2 separate regions of the Homo sapiens genome follow, and region 2 is linked to region 1. Evidence: chromatin contacts called from ENCODE Hi-C data. All regions are on one chromosome and are shown on one strand. The core of a region is the stretch at or near the end of the contact, and the rest is flanking DNA. Distances in the headings are between cores, read along the strand shown.

The links. A loop is a pair of places that touch in the nucleus more often than their neighbours do. Pooled maps may share reads with other maps.
Region 2: a pooled map shows a loop between it and region 1 (18-fold over the local background). The contact joins the promoter of LINC00237 here to the promoter of LINC00261 in region 1. A Hi-C loop is called at or near these places in 6 of 37 single-sample maps with no recorded cell type and 9 of 50 pooled maps.

What each region holds. Positions count from the first base shown.
Region 1 is chr20:22,577,245-22,580,236 of GRCh38, reverse strand. LINC00261 (long intergenic non-protein coding RNA 261) reads left to right here and starts at 1,595. Exons shown (of 4, transcript NR_001558.3): 1 at 1,595-1,727. RefSeq lists enhancers at 1-836, 837-1,792, 1,793-2,748.
Region 2 is chr20:21,104,945-21,107,844 of GRCh38, reverse strand. It overlaps LINC00237 (long intergenic non-protein coding RNA 237), which reads left to right and starts at 1,487. Exons shown (of 2, transcript NR_190203.1): 1 at 1,487-1,574.

The DNA of each region.
Region 1 (2,992 bases), core at 346-2,845:
GTCTGTTTTTTAAAAATAGGGTATATTTGGGAGTGAGGAGGAGGTAAGGGGTGTCTGGCCAATGGACCATGACAGTAGTGAAGATGCCACTGTCGGCAAATTTGCTCCCCATCTCCCTCCAAAACTCAAGGCTCTTGCAAATCTTCTTGTAAGTTAGGTGAGGTTGGCAATCCAGGTTTGCAGGGTCCAGGGGTTATGCAGGTATTTTGTGAGCCTTCAAGGACTCTAAAAGTATAACGAAAAATCCCAGAGTGAATTCTTATACACCATGCTGCCTCTCCCCCCAGACGACCTCGCTGGCCTAAAAGGACGGCCAACGGCAGTGAAAACCAAGGCCGACAGCGCAAAGGGGAGTCTGGTGTTGGTTTTGCCCAGGACATCTGCTGGCTGGGCGAGGGCAGGATCAGTGTCGTCGCGGGTCAGGCAGACTTGGGAGCCACTCCCGCGCGCAGTGGCTTGCGGTGGGTAAAAACACTCCGAAAGCCTGGAGGCTAGGACTTTTTGCCTCAGGTTTCTAAGCTCAGGCTCCTTTTTTCAAGATTAGATCTTTGGGCTTCTTGACCATCCTAACCTGGAGTGTTCCAGCTACGCCCCAGACCTGGAGACTGTCTTTGAGTGCTACCTTGCTGGGGTCTCTGCCACCCCATCCCCCACCCCGCCGCCTTCCCCAACAAGCCTGGCCTTCCCACGCGCTTGAGGGGGGTTTGGCATCGCCTCCGCCTCCCACCCGCCACTGCCCCCCTCCCGCCACCAAATCCCTTTCTTAACATGCCACATTGTCCCGAAGAACACAAGGAAGAGAAATTGGGGAGGGGGGGATCCGGAGGCCACAGCCAGCAATCAGGCCGTCTCTCCTCCTAGCAAGGACACACACGTCGTGAGCCCGGCCTGAAATGTGTTTCATTATCACATAAAAGGCTCCCGTGGCGAAGGAGCCGAGAGGCAGGGCCGGGGGCCGAGTGGGGGACAATGGAGGCTGAAAGCGCTGCCCTAACCTGCTATGTTTCGTATGGCACGCCCATTGTGCGAGGGTCGTTTTAAACTACTTAGCGCGCCCCCCTTCACTGATCCCGGCCGATAAGATATAGTTCTGTCCGAATACATAAAAAGGATGTCGGGGAGCAGGCGCTTTCGGAGGCTTTTCTGTGCTTCTTGTGTCTTTCACGCCCCCCTCCCGCTTAAATCCCTCCCCTAGCCCGGGTTCCGAGATAACGAGCTCACAAATCGCCACTGCGCGCTTTCCCCAACTCTACTCATTGTGGGGTGCAGAGACTCTCCCCCCTCCTTTTTTTCCTTTTTTCCCCACGCTTTCCGCGCGCCGGTTTAAGCAACCATGATCTGTGAATAAACAAAGTCTGTAAACAACCGAAAAAAACATTCTAGATCCGAATTCCAGGAGGGTAAACTTTCCATGCCACGTCACACTTCAGCAAATTTGCACAGATATTATATTGCCTCCCCCCTCCTTTATTATTCTTTTTTTTTTTTTTTTGCCAGGATCCCATTGTACTTAACTGAATTTTATAACGCTGATCGATATCTTGGTAAAATATTCATTTTTAAACTAGCGGGCAGTGAAATCTTTGCTTTGTGTGCTAAAGTCAACAGTCGCTTGGTTTGAGCTCAAATAAATGCGGGGATGCCTCGGCTCGGAGCAGTCGGCCTCCTCCCTCCGCGAGCTGGACGCTCCGCAGCCCGCCCGCCAGCCGGCCCGCCGGCCGCCGCAGGTAGGGAGCGCGCCCACCCGGGGACCGCGCCCGGCTCCCCTCCTCAGCGTCCGCACCCCACTCCTGTCCGCTCACCGCCCCTCCCCCAGCCAGTCCTTCTCCCTTCCAGGGCTCGGACGCCCGGGCGGGCTTGGCTGGTGGTAAGCTCAGCCAACTGAGACTCAAGGCGTTGGGTTTTTTTGCAGGGGGTTCGGAAAGTGCATGACTTGGAAGGATGAGGGGTCGTAGAGTTGCAAACTCAGACCGCTTAGGCTCTGAGCTCAGTTAGAGGAGTTTGGTAGGGCCCCGAGGAAGCCACACAGGCCCCTCGAGCGGCTCGGGTCTGGGGATTCGATCTGAGAGCAGCATGTTTCCAGAGAACAGTGGAGGGTGGGGTGTGGGGAACCCCCTTGGCCCCAGAATCTAGTGTGGGGGTCAGCAGAAAATGATGTGCGTGGTGCATGGGAGTTTGAAGAGGCTGAGGCCGGAGCATGGTGACGCCCTCCCCTTGGCGCGCAGGGGTTCGAGTCCAGTCTCAACTCTTTCTCGGACACAGGCAGGCCGAGGAGACGATGGGGATCGTCATCAAGCAGCAGCAGGGGAGGGGCCGCGCCTTTCTAAGAGGCGAGTGAACCTTAGCTCTGGCTGCAGGAAGCGGCTGGTGGCCTTTTGCGCACAGCCGTGCTTGGCGGCAGGCAGGTTGGGGAGCCTCTGGGGTTACGAGCTGGGTCCAGGAGAGAAAGTCAGAAAGCAGACGCAGGGCCATTTATCATCGCATTCTCCCTGCAACCCAGTCGCCGATTTCCCCCCTTCCACGGGCAGGAGCACGCTCGCGCGTGCCGGGCTTGCCCTCGGGAATTCCGGAGGACGCGAGTTTGTAGGACCCAACAGAACCAGCCGCGTCTTTCCGCCGCCTGCGGAAAGGCGTGGACCTCGGAAAAATAGTAGTTCTGCTGCTGCCCCTTGAAACCTCATAAAGTTGTATTTCCCCAGGTGTCTACCAGCGCCCCCCCCCAATCCCTGCCCCCACGCCAGATCCACATTCTCTCTGGGGTCTTTTCTTTAAACGCCTGGGTAGCAGGCACTGTGAGAGGCCCGTGCCTGGCTGGGTTACTTTGGGTCTTTGGTCTGATGCGACAGGGAACTGGCACATGGAAATTGCCCACCACCCCCGACCGGAAAGCTTTTCCCATCTGCGCCGCAGTCACCAGACTTCGAACCCAAGTGGGCAGAAATCTGTTTCGTTGTTCAGCAGGGTCAGTGTTATGTAGTCACCTTCCTGTGTG
Region 2 (2,900 bases), core at 238-2,737, 1.5 Mb after region 1:
GCACTAGCTTCTTTAGGATGTATGAATTTCACCTAGCAGTATGTGTGTGTGTTGAGTTTTGATACCCATCTCTTTGTGTGTTAGTGGACAGAGTAGAAAAATGCAGACAACAGATTAACAGAAGAGAAAATAACTCATGAGCGGTCTTGGACACATTTAATATTATCAATGATATTCTGCGATAAAACATAAGCGGGGGTAGTATTTATGTACTTATTGGCTTACTAAATTGATCACATTTTCTGGTGGAAAAGTTAAATGCAATTTAGCTGCAGAGGATTTGGAACATGCCCCAGTTTGGTATTTGTTTATACTTTATATTTTAAAAAGGGAAAACAACTTGATTTAATCTCTGATTTGTGTAGAAAACTTGGCTTGCCAACTTATTGAAATTCACAGCTCTTGCCCAGAGGAACTGGTCTTCCGCTAAAAACTAGCCTTGGTTTATGCTAAGGTGGCAAAAGACTTAATTTGGGAATTACATTTCTTCCAAAGACTAATTTCAAACTAGGTATATATATTTTTAAGTTGGTTTGCAGATTCACATCTACACCACCTCTTCCAGAGTTGGGGGATGTTTTCCCTCTTGTTTATCGTTTTGCTGGTGTGAATGCTGAGAATTAATTACTCTCCTTTGTAACACTAAGACAACTTTTAATGATCATTTGTTTCTTCTATTGTATGGAATGAAATCATAAGAAGTTTCATTTAATTGGTTTATTCATTTAAAGAGATTCCTTTAATTGAAATAGAGAAAAGGAAAAATAAAACCCTAGAAAATAAAACCAGGTTCTAACCACTCCAGGGCGAAACGCGTAAATCATTTTAAAAATGAATACCCCAAATTAAGAATTTAATTTTTAAAACTCTTTATGTCTCTCTCTCCACATTTGTAGTATGTGAAAGGCAAGAGAGACCCTTTGAATCAGGGAAAAGTTATTCTTTGAAATGACATCGGTGATCTGATTCCCTCTGTATTTCAACCGCATTAACTTCACACCGTCCACACTGGGCAATGAAGATGCTCAGAGTCAGGTCAAATTCACCCTCCTGAAAAACTGCAAATTAAGATGCTGTTGATTACACATCACCGGCTGTCTTAATCATCGTGATCAAAATCCAAATATTAAGGAAAGTGGCCTGGGAGGGTTACGTTTGGGCTTTTGACAGACCCTCAACCAAACTCTGACGCCCAGCCTGCGCGTTTCCACATCTTTTTCCAGGCAAGAGGCTCCACCAGCCCGCGTGGGGCTCGCAGTGTTTCTCTAGAGTGGCTAGACATCCCCCAGCCCCCAAACCCAGACACACCCCGACCCCCGCGAATGGTTCTGGGCTGTCAAAACACGCGGCGGCGTGTTCAGTCCCAATAACTCGCGTGATGATTAATGAGCAGCTTGATAATTTAATATCGCGTGTGATTAAATTATAAGGCGTGGGGGAGGGGAGCTCTGCGCCACCTCGGCAGCCCCGCCGACGCCGACCAGCTAACCGGACTGGGCTGCGCGCGGAGCCCCCTCTTCCCGTGCACAGTGCGGGGCGAGGCTTGGCGAGCGGTGGGTCTGCGCCTTCCCAAGGTCAGTGGGTCTGGAGAGGGGAGGACGGCGGGACTGGGGGTGGCGGAAGGGATGTCTTGCAGAGAGGAGGAGAGGTGTGGGCTCAGGGTAGCTCTGGTCTGAGCCGATGAGCAGGGCGAGTCATCGACTCTTTCCCCGGCAAAGGCGCGTGGAAGGCTGGAAAATGGCCTCAGGCAAGGGAAGATTTGTTTTTAAAAATTCCTCTTTTCTCTGCCACGGGGGCTTAGAGAGTCCCTAGGATTCGGAGACCCCTGGGGGGAAGGGGCGCCCCTCTGAGTCTCTCTCTGGATCCCATCCCCCCGACCCCGCCCCGCGCCTTGACTTTGTGGGGTTTCCCCGCAGGCCGGGCCGAGGTGGCGGTCGGGTTGGGCCACCCCAAGCCCCTTCTTTTCCCCAGCCCGCAGAGCCCGGCCTTGCCTAGTGCTCGGCGGGGTTCAGGCAGGTCCGGGGGAAGAGGGAGTGGATGAAGCCTGCGAGAGCCGGAAGCTGCGGGGAGGCAGAGAGACGCCCGCAAAACTCTAGGCGCAGAGTCTCCGGGGTTTCCAGCCGGATTCCTAGGGGAGGCGCGAAAACCCGATCTAAACTGAGGTTACTGGAGGGACTCCTGGCCGGCACTCTTTTCTCCTGAAGAGGTCGTTTAGGGGGGCTCAGGCGTGGCCACTCCTTCCCCTGGAAGAAGTGTGAGCGCAGGGCCCTCGCCGGGTGAGGGGGCCGGCGGCGCTCACACTGTCCCTGCCGCCGCGGCACAGTCCTGCCCCGGCCCAGGTAGGCGGTTGCTTTTGCTGCTATGCAGAGCCAGGTCTGCTCCGGGGGCTGCAGCCTCAGAGGGGTACCTCGAGAAACCACTTGCGGGACACAGGGAGAGTCGCCTCTTATTCCATGGCTCTGTCGAAGGGCTGAACTTTTAGCCCGAGGAGGGCAGGCCCTCGACAGGTAGGGATGTCCCCAGAAGACCCTAGGAAACAACACCTTGGGGTGGGGGGCGGGGGACGGGGGGGTTGTTCAGACCCAGAGCGGGAGGGTGAAAATTAAAGCGTCCTGACCAGGGCTCCAGAGGGCTCGGCGTCCAGGCTGTGCTGGCTGGATTTTCAGCTGGGAAATGGCATTCGAAAGGGGACCCGGTGGGCTGAACCCAGGCTGCCCGCTTTCCTTCACCCAGAGAGGCCCTGCAGAGCGCCAGAACGGCGCGCCTGGTGTCCGGTGCTTCGGGCTCCAGGTGCAGTGGCCGAACCTTCCTCCTAGACAAAGATGGAAGCTTCCTAGGTTGGGCTCCTTGGATATGCAGCCATGACCATTTCTCTCCCAGCTTCTCCAGATATTTGGAGG